Linked DNA regions of Mus musculus: region 2 is linked to region 1. A link is a contact called in ENCODE Hi-C or POLR2A ChIA-PET data. All regions are on one chromosome and are shown on one strand. The core of a region is the stretch at or near the end of the contact, and the rest is flanking DNA. Distances in the headings are between cores, read along the strand shown. Region 1 holds the start of Pts (6-pyruvoyl-tetrahydropterin synthase). Region 2 holds the start of Nkapd1 (NKAP domain containing 1).

What was found. A loop is a pair of places that touch in the nucleus more often than their neighbours do. ChIA-PET counts read pairs that join two places held with the same protein, here RNA polymerase II (POLR2A).
Region 2: POLR2A ChIA-PET joins it to region 1 with 12 read pairs in Patski. The contact joins the promoter of Nkapd1 here to the promoter of Pts in region 1. A Hi-C loop is called at or near these places in 1 of 37 maps with a recorded cell type or tissue (T-helper 2 cell). POLR2A ChIA-PET finds 5 or more read pairs at or near these places in 3 of 5 experiments (Patski and embryonic stem cell).

Annotation. Positions count from the first base shown.
Region 1 is chr9:50,527,036-50,529,962 of GRCm38, forward strand. Pts (6-pyruvoyl-tetrahydropterin synthase) reads right to left here and starts at 1,621. Exons shown (of 6, transcript NM_011220.3): 1 at 1,522-1,621. The coding sequence starts at 1,601.
Region 2 is chr9:50,616,049-50,619,077 of GRCm38, forward strand. It overlaps Nkapd1 (NKAP domain containing 1), which reads right to left and starts at 1,416. Exons shown (of 6, transcript NM_212449.2): 1 at 1,180-1,416. It overlaps Pih1d2 (PIH1 domain containing 2), which reads left to right and starts at 1,273. Exons shown (of 6, transcript NM_028300.2): 1 at 1,273-1,550; 2 at 2,398-2,601. The coding sequence starts at 2,425.

The DNA of each region.
Region 1 (2,927 bases), core at 371-2,870:
TAGATCGCTTGCATATCATGATCCCCGTTTCTATCAAGAACCAACACTCCACTCTCTAATTAAACTAGATTACCACATAAATCATCCAAGACCTTCATCTCAACCCACTTAGTCCACAGTAAGATGTCAACAACTCTGCCCATAGTCAGCACTGTCTCTCCTGCCCTCTCTCTGTCGAGGTCTCCTCTATCCCTGGCTGGCCTCAAACTCACTAGGTAACTTAGCACGACTTCCAACTTCTGACCCTCTTGCCTCCACCTCCCAAGTCCTGAGATCTATGTAAGCAGGCACTGTGTAGTCAAGCACTCTACCTACTGTGCTACATCCCGGCTCCACCTTCCAATTCAACAAGCCCTGAGTATTAGCTATGGGATAAGAGATGAAGCAAGGAGCAGTGATAAGCACGAAGACATACATATCCTCCAGCGGCTTAAAAACGTCATTCCTCCTGACAAATAATGACCTCAGGCTCTTCTTTTCACAATCTTGCCCTCCTCTGCCTCAGCAGTTGCCTAGTGGAAACCTTACCAATGTGTTCCAGGACACTCAAGTCAGGTGAAACTTTAAACTTACTACACATGGCTGTCATTCCAGACAGAAAACAATTAGCTTAATGAATCTGTATCAGTCAACTTATCTGTGCATCCTTACTAACCTTGTGTGTAAGCTTCCTATTATAAAAATCCCTTTTGAGAGGCCGGAAGGATGGCTTAGCAGTTAAGAGTGCTTACTGCTACTGCAGAAGACCAGGGTTCAGGTCCCAGCCCACCCACGTGACAGCTCAGAAGCCTGTAACTCCAGTTTCAAGGAATCCTCTTTTGGCTTCCACAGACTCTTTCGTGCAAGCTGTGCACACAGCACACAAGCACACACAAACACAACTTTTTATTTAAATTCTTTAAACTCTTTCTTATCCCCTTCACTCTCTCCTACTGCGCACTTAGAGCAGTACAGCTCACAAGACTTTTGAAGAAAATTCTCACTGTACCCAACTTGACCACACGGAGGGGTGGGGGTAGAGGGATGACAAGTGTCAGCTGTTCCCTATGACAACCCTGTTGTTAGAAAAGGCCGTTCTCTGATGATGACATGCAGATCCAAAGAGCAAACCTTCAAGTGAGTAACGAAGCTCCCTTTGAAACCAACTCTCAGGTGCGGTCTTGTTTCTCTGGGATTCAATTCCCGACTGTGTTGCTCCTTTGGAAAGTATCAAGGCTGGTTTTACTTTTTTGGTAAAAGGGGGATGAAAACTACCTTGGGTTGCACCCGGTAGCCCATGCTCCTGTCATTGTACCTCTGGATGTGGGCAACCTCTGGAGGGAAACTCTCCAGAGTGGATCCTCCGGGATCGGAGCTATACCGCCCTCTCCCGGGTGAGTGCCGGTAGTGCAGCTCCGCACCTTCACCATTTCCTCTTCGGCCCGCCCCAGCTCGGCTCTAACCCACGCGCGTGGCCACGCCCCCCAGGGACATAGCGGGACAAGACCCGCGCGTGCGGTGACACACGTGGGCACACCCCACCTGTGCAGCCGGTGGCTCGCGCTGAAGGACACGAGGCGCGACAGTCGCGCGCGGCGACGAAGGTCACCCGCCGCGCTCATGGTCTTCGGACCGAAGACTCACAAGCTAGCGGTTCCGGCTTCCGGGACCGAGGCCAGTCCCGCCCCCGCGGCTGCGCAGTGCAAACTCGGCCCTCCCTGCCGAAAGCACTCCTGGGAGTGGTTTCGACTCGCGGCACCCTTCGGCCGACTTGGAGGCAAACACTAGCGCCCCCTGCTGTTCAGTCTTCGCTAGGCAGTCAGAAATACCTGGGGCCAGTGGGTGGGTGAGAAGCCAGAGGCCTGGATTTTTAAATTGCCAGGTTAGTTTGTGTCTTCTTCTTTCGCTTCATTTTTGACAGTCCTGGGTTTGACAAATCCAATGTCTGGGTGCCCTTATCAGATGTTCTCCAGCCCGGTACCACATTGAAAGTGTCCTTAACCAAAAAGAAACCCCAGCTAAGGATGGCAATGCACTGTCATTAGAGTTACCCTGCAGGCTGAAGCTGGGGCATTGATTTTAGGAGTCCCGATCTGTTCTAGGCAACATAGTAAAACACTAGCTTAAGTGGAAAATAAAGGAAAATTTTGACATCTCAATATCCAAGTGAGAGAATGTCATACAAAGAGACTTCCTCAAACCAGAGACAGCCAGAAAACAGATTCACCGTTCAGAGCCCTCAGAAGGAATACGCTGTTCCTGGTTTTAGATTCCTGGCTTTCAGAGTTTTTGAAATGGAAAGGTATTCCAGTGTAATCCCAACCGCTCTTGTGCAACATTTGCTGGTTCTGTGTTTAGATATTTGTCTCAGAAGGTTAGCTTCTATTAAATGTTGTCAGTCAGAGATGGCATATATCAGTGATCCCAGCACTGAGGCTGAAGCAGGAGGGTGACAAGCTCAAGGTCCGTCTCAAAAGGATAAAATCCTATACATAATTCAAATGGACACCTTTGGCAAGGCAGCCCCCACATCACCCATCCATTAATTAAATTTTAAAAACTAAATTAAAAAAAATGTTTACCCAAGTATCTTTGGCTGTCCTGGAACTTGGTCTGTAGACCAGACTGGCTTGGAACTCACCTGCCTCTGCCCCTCTGCCTCACAAATGCTCGGATTAAGGGCCTGCATTACCACCACAGTTAAGACCTTAATCCCAGATGCTTTAAGTATTAGACACATGTACTTCAGAACAACAAAATGGTCCCTGTTATCTGAAAATTCAGTTTAATGGGGGCAGTCCAACAAATAATATGTCAAGTGAAAAATTACCATTTCTGTGTCAGAGAGTAAAAGAAAGCTTCCAAGAGCAAATTAGTCTGAGATGGGTTTTAAGGAGTCCAACAGATGGGTAAATAGAAAATCCCAAGAGGAAAGAGTTTAAGCAAAG
Region 2 (3,029 bases), core at 166-2,665, 89 kb after region 1:
TTAAGTGGCCTCGGCCAGCCCTTAACTCATCTTCTTACTGCCACCACCTGCCAACAGACATGCTCTTCCAGTTAGGATGAGTGAGGGTATTTAGATTAATTATAATACTTAAAACTATGCAAATGTTATGTAAATGTTACGATGGAGATTAAAATAATGACCAAAGTGGGAAAGGTCTGTACGTGATCGATACAGATACAATATGATTCCCCAGACATTTTCGGTTGGCCTTTTAACCTATGGGGATCCCCGAGTTTGGACTCTACCCCAACTCCTCAAAATCAAATTCCTTAAAGCCGTAACCTGCCCCCAGGCTGCATGGACTCAGGCAACGGGTGTGTTAGTGTCCCGGCTAGAAATCAAATCTCAAAACTCCCCAAAATTCGCTTGCAAAGATATAAACACGAAGATTTGAAGGCATCAAACACCACGTATGTCAACAGTAAAAAAATAAACTGAATTGTAAAAAAGTTTTTAGATGACCTAAATATCTCTACTCAGGACATTTTGTTTCCTACACTGTACGGAACTTTCCAAAACCCAGAAGACAACGATATTCACATGTGTAGCTAGCAGGGGCTTGGTGCCACTGTCCCGATGCTCACTCACCCCTCGATCCTGAGGAAATCAGGCATCCTGTTAGTGTGAGACGAAGAACCACTCCATTACAAGATCTCCTCCGACCCAGGAAGCCAAGGAGTCAGGGCTGAAAGGCAGCTCTGCAGCTTCACCCGAGTCCTTCGTGAAAACGCAGCCTTCCCACCGGTTACTGTGCCCTCCTCACCCGAGGCCCAGGCTACGGCTGCCTTCCCCCAGCCGAGCCCGCCCGGCGGCTCGCTCTCGGGGACCCAGGCCAGAGGAGGCGCAGGCGCGGAAAGCGGCCTGCGGGCGGGCGGACCGGGGCATTCCCCGCTCTCGCTGGGCTGGGCCGGCGCCCGGCGGCTCGCTTTCACTCCCGGGACAGAATGGGGACACAGGGCTTGGGCACGGCCTTCCGTTGGGCCCCAGGAAGTATCTAGAGTGCCTCGGGGGGAGCTTGAGGTTTCCAAGGGGACGTGGGGGAAAGCGCCCCCATGTCTGTCAGCGGGCTCCCTGCCCCGCCGCAGCCCCGGCGCTCTCGGCGGCCTTCCCTCGCAACGCCCTCCCGACACAAACACACACACACACACACACCCATACCGTGCGCCGCAGCCTCGCGTGGCGGGGTGGGAGAAAAGGTGGCGGCTTCCTTCCGGGCCGGAAGTCGTGCTCCGGAGAAACGCTTCCCTCCCACCGGAGACTCCCACAGAGCGGGCTCGCCGGTCGCCGTGGAAGCTGACGGGTGCAGGAAGGAAGGCGGCGCTCTCCCGAGAGACAAGCGGGACGGCCTGCGGAGGAGCCAGTCCGGACCCGGAGAAGAGAACCGGAACTGGATATAGAGACACAGCTCTACTTTGCGCTCTCCGGACCCAGTTAGATGGTGTACCGGGACTGGTTACCATGGTAACCGGAGTCGCAGTTTGTCGGCAAACTGAGAGAAGACGTGCGCGTTTCCCCCACGTTTGGATTAAGTGTGTATTCGTTGTTGATTTAATCTAACTTTAATATATAATTTGAAGACTCTAAACCTCTTTTTAAAAATATTGGGAACTTTCTCTTTTGCAGAAGGAGGGTGATTGAAGGAGGGCGGAATCTTTGACTATTGCTCTCACATAATGTTCCAGCTTTAAATATTAGTGTTCTTAATCCTTATCTTTTTTTTAAAGATTCATTTATTTATTATATACAGTGTTCTGCATATATAGCTCTATGTCAGAAGAGGCGCCAGATCTCATTATAGAATTGTGAGCTACCATGTGGTTGCTGGGATTTGAACTCAGGACCTCTAAAAGAGCAGTCAGTGCTCCTAACCGCTGAGCCATCTCTCCAGCCCCCTCATCTTTATTTTGAGTATATACACTGCTTGCTCAAGGCAACATAGATGTCTGAAGTTTGCAAGAACGTAAGCATACTGGCTCCAGTGCGCCTACTTTTAACTACTATACTGTCTGTCTATGTATCTGTCTCCCCCGACCCCAGTCTCTCTACCCGTCTTTCTTTCACGCACACACACACACCCCTACCTCACAATTCCAGGTCTGGAAGGCACCAAGTCAGCCAATATCCAACTATTGGAACAAAAGTCCTTTCTGTTCCCTCTGTATTTATGAAGACCAGACGGAAGTACAGGTACAACGTAGGAATTTAGGAAGTGGTTCTACTCACAGACTGTAGGAAAGCCAAGATAAAGCAGTATGGGTGTGCAATCTTTTAGTTAAGACCCGCAGCACACTTGCAAAAGCCTTCCTCCTTCCCTGAAAGAAGAAACAGGGCAGTAAATACCTTACATGCCTTTTCTCAAGTCCTGTCTCTCTGCAGGTTCCAAAGGCCTGTCTCATCACCATCATGACGGTGTCCTCAAAGGGTCTTCTTACCCACATTTCCCAGTTCTGGAATATGCTCGATGATTTGGCTGAAAATGACCCCGAGCGCTACCGGAACTTCATTCAGCAGGAGTTGAAAGATGGCAAACAGCTCTGTGTCAACCCAGAACCTCAACTCTGCATACAGACCAAGATCCTAGTATGTAGAACTGATGCAAGGAAGGAGAGGTCTTCAGTAAAACTACTCTGGGTTAGCCAGGGGATACAGTAGCCTTTTCTAGCGCTACTTTAACACAAGAGAAGTTTACTAAAACTCTCTGAACAGAAAATGAAACCACATGGAAGATTTCACTGAAGGAGTAAAAATAAGAAATTCATACTTGGTATTTTAGAAATCCCCTAATGCAACTTTATTGTCCTGATAGGTGGAAAATAGTGCTATAATTAATTAAGGTTTTTTAAATGTATTTTATATGTGTGTGGGTTCAAGAGAGTGCATGTGCAAGGACAGAGGATGACTGGGGAGCAGGCTCTCGCCTTCGATGAGGTGAGGAAAGAATTCAGGCCATCAGCCTGGAGCCAGGTGCTCTGATCCACTGAGCCATCAAACTGGCCCAGAGGCAGTGA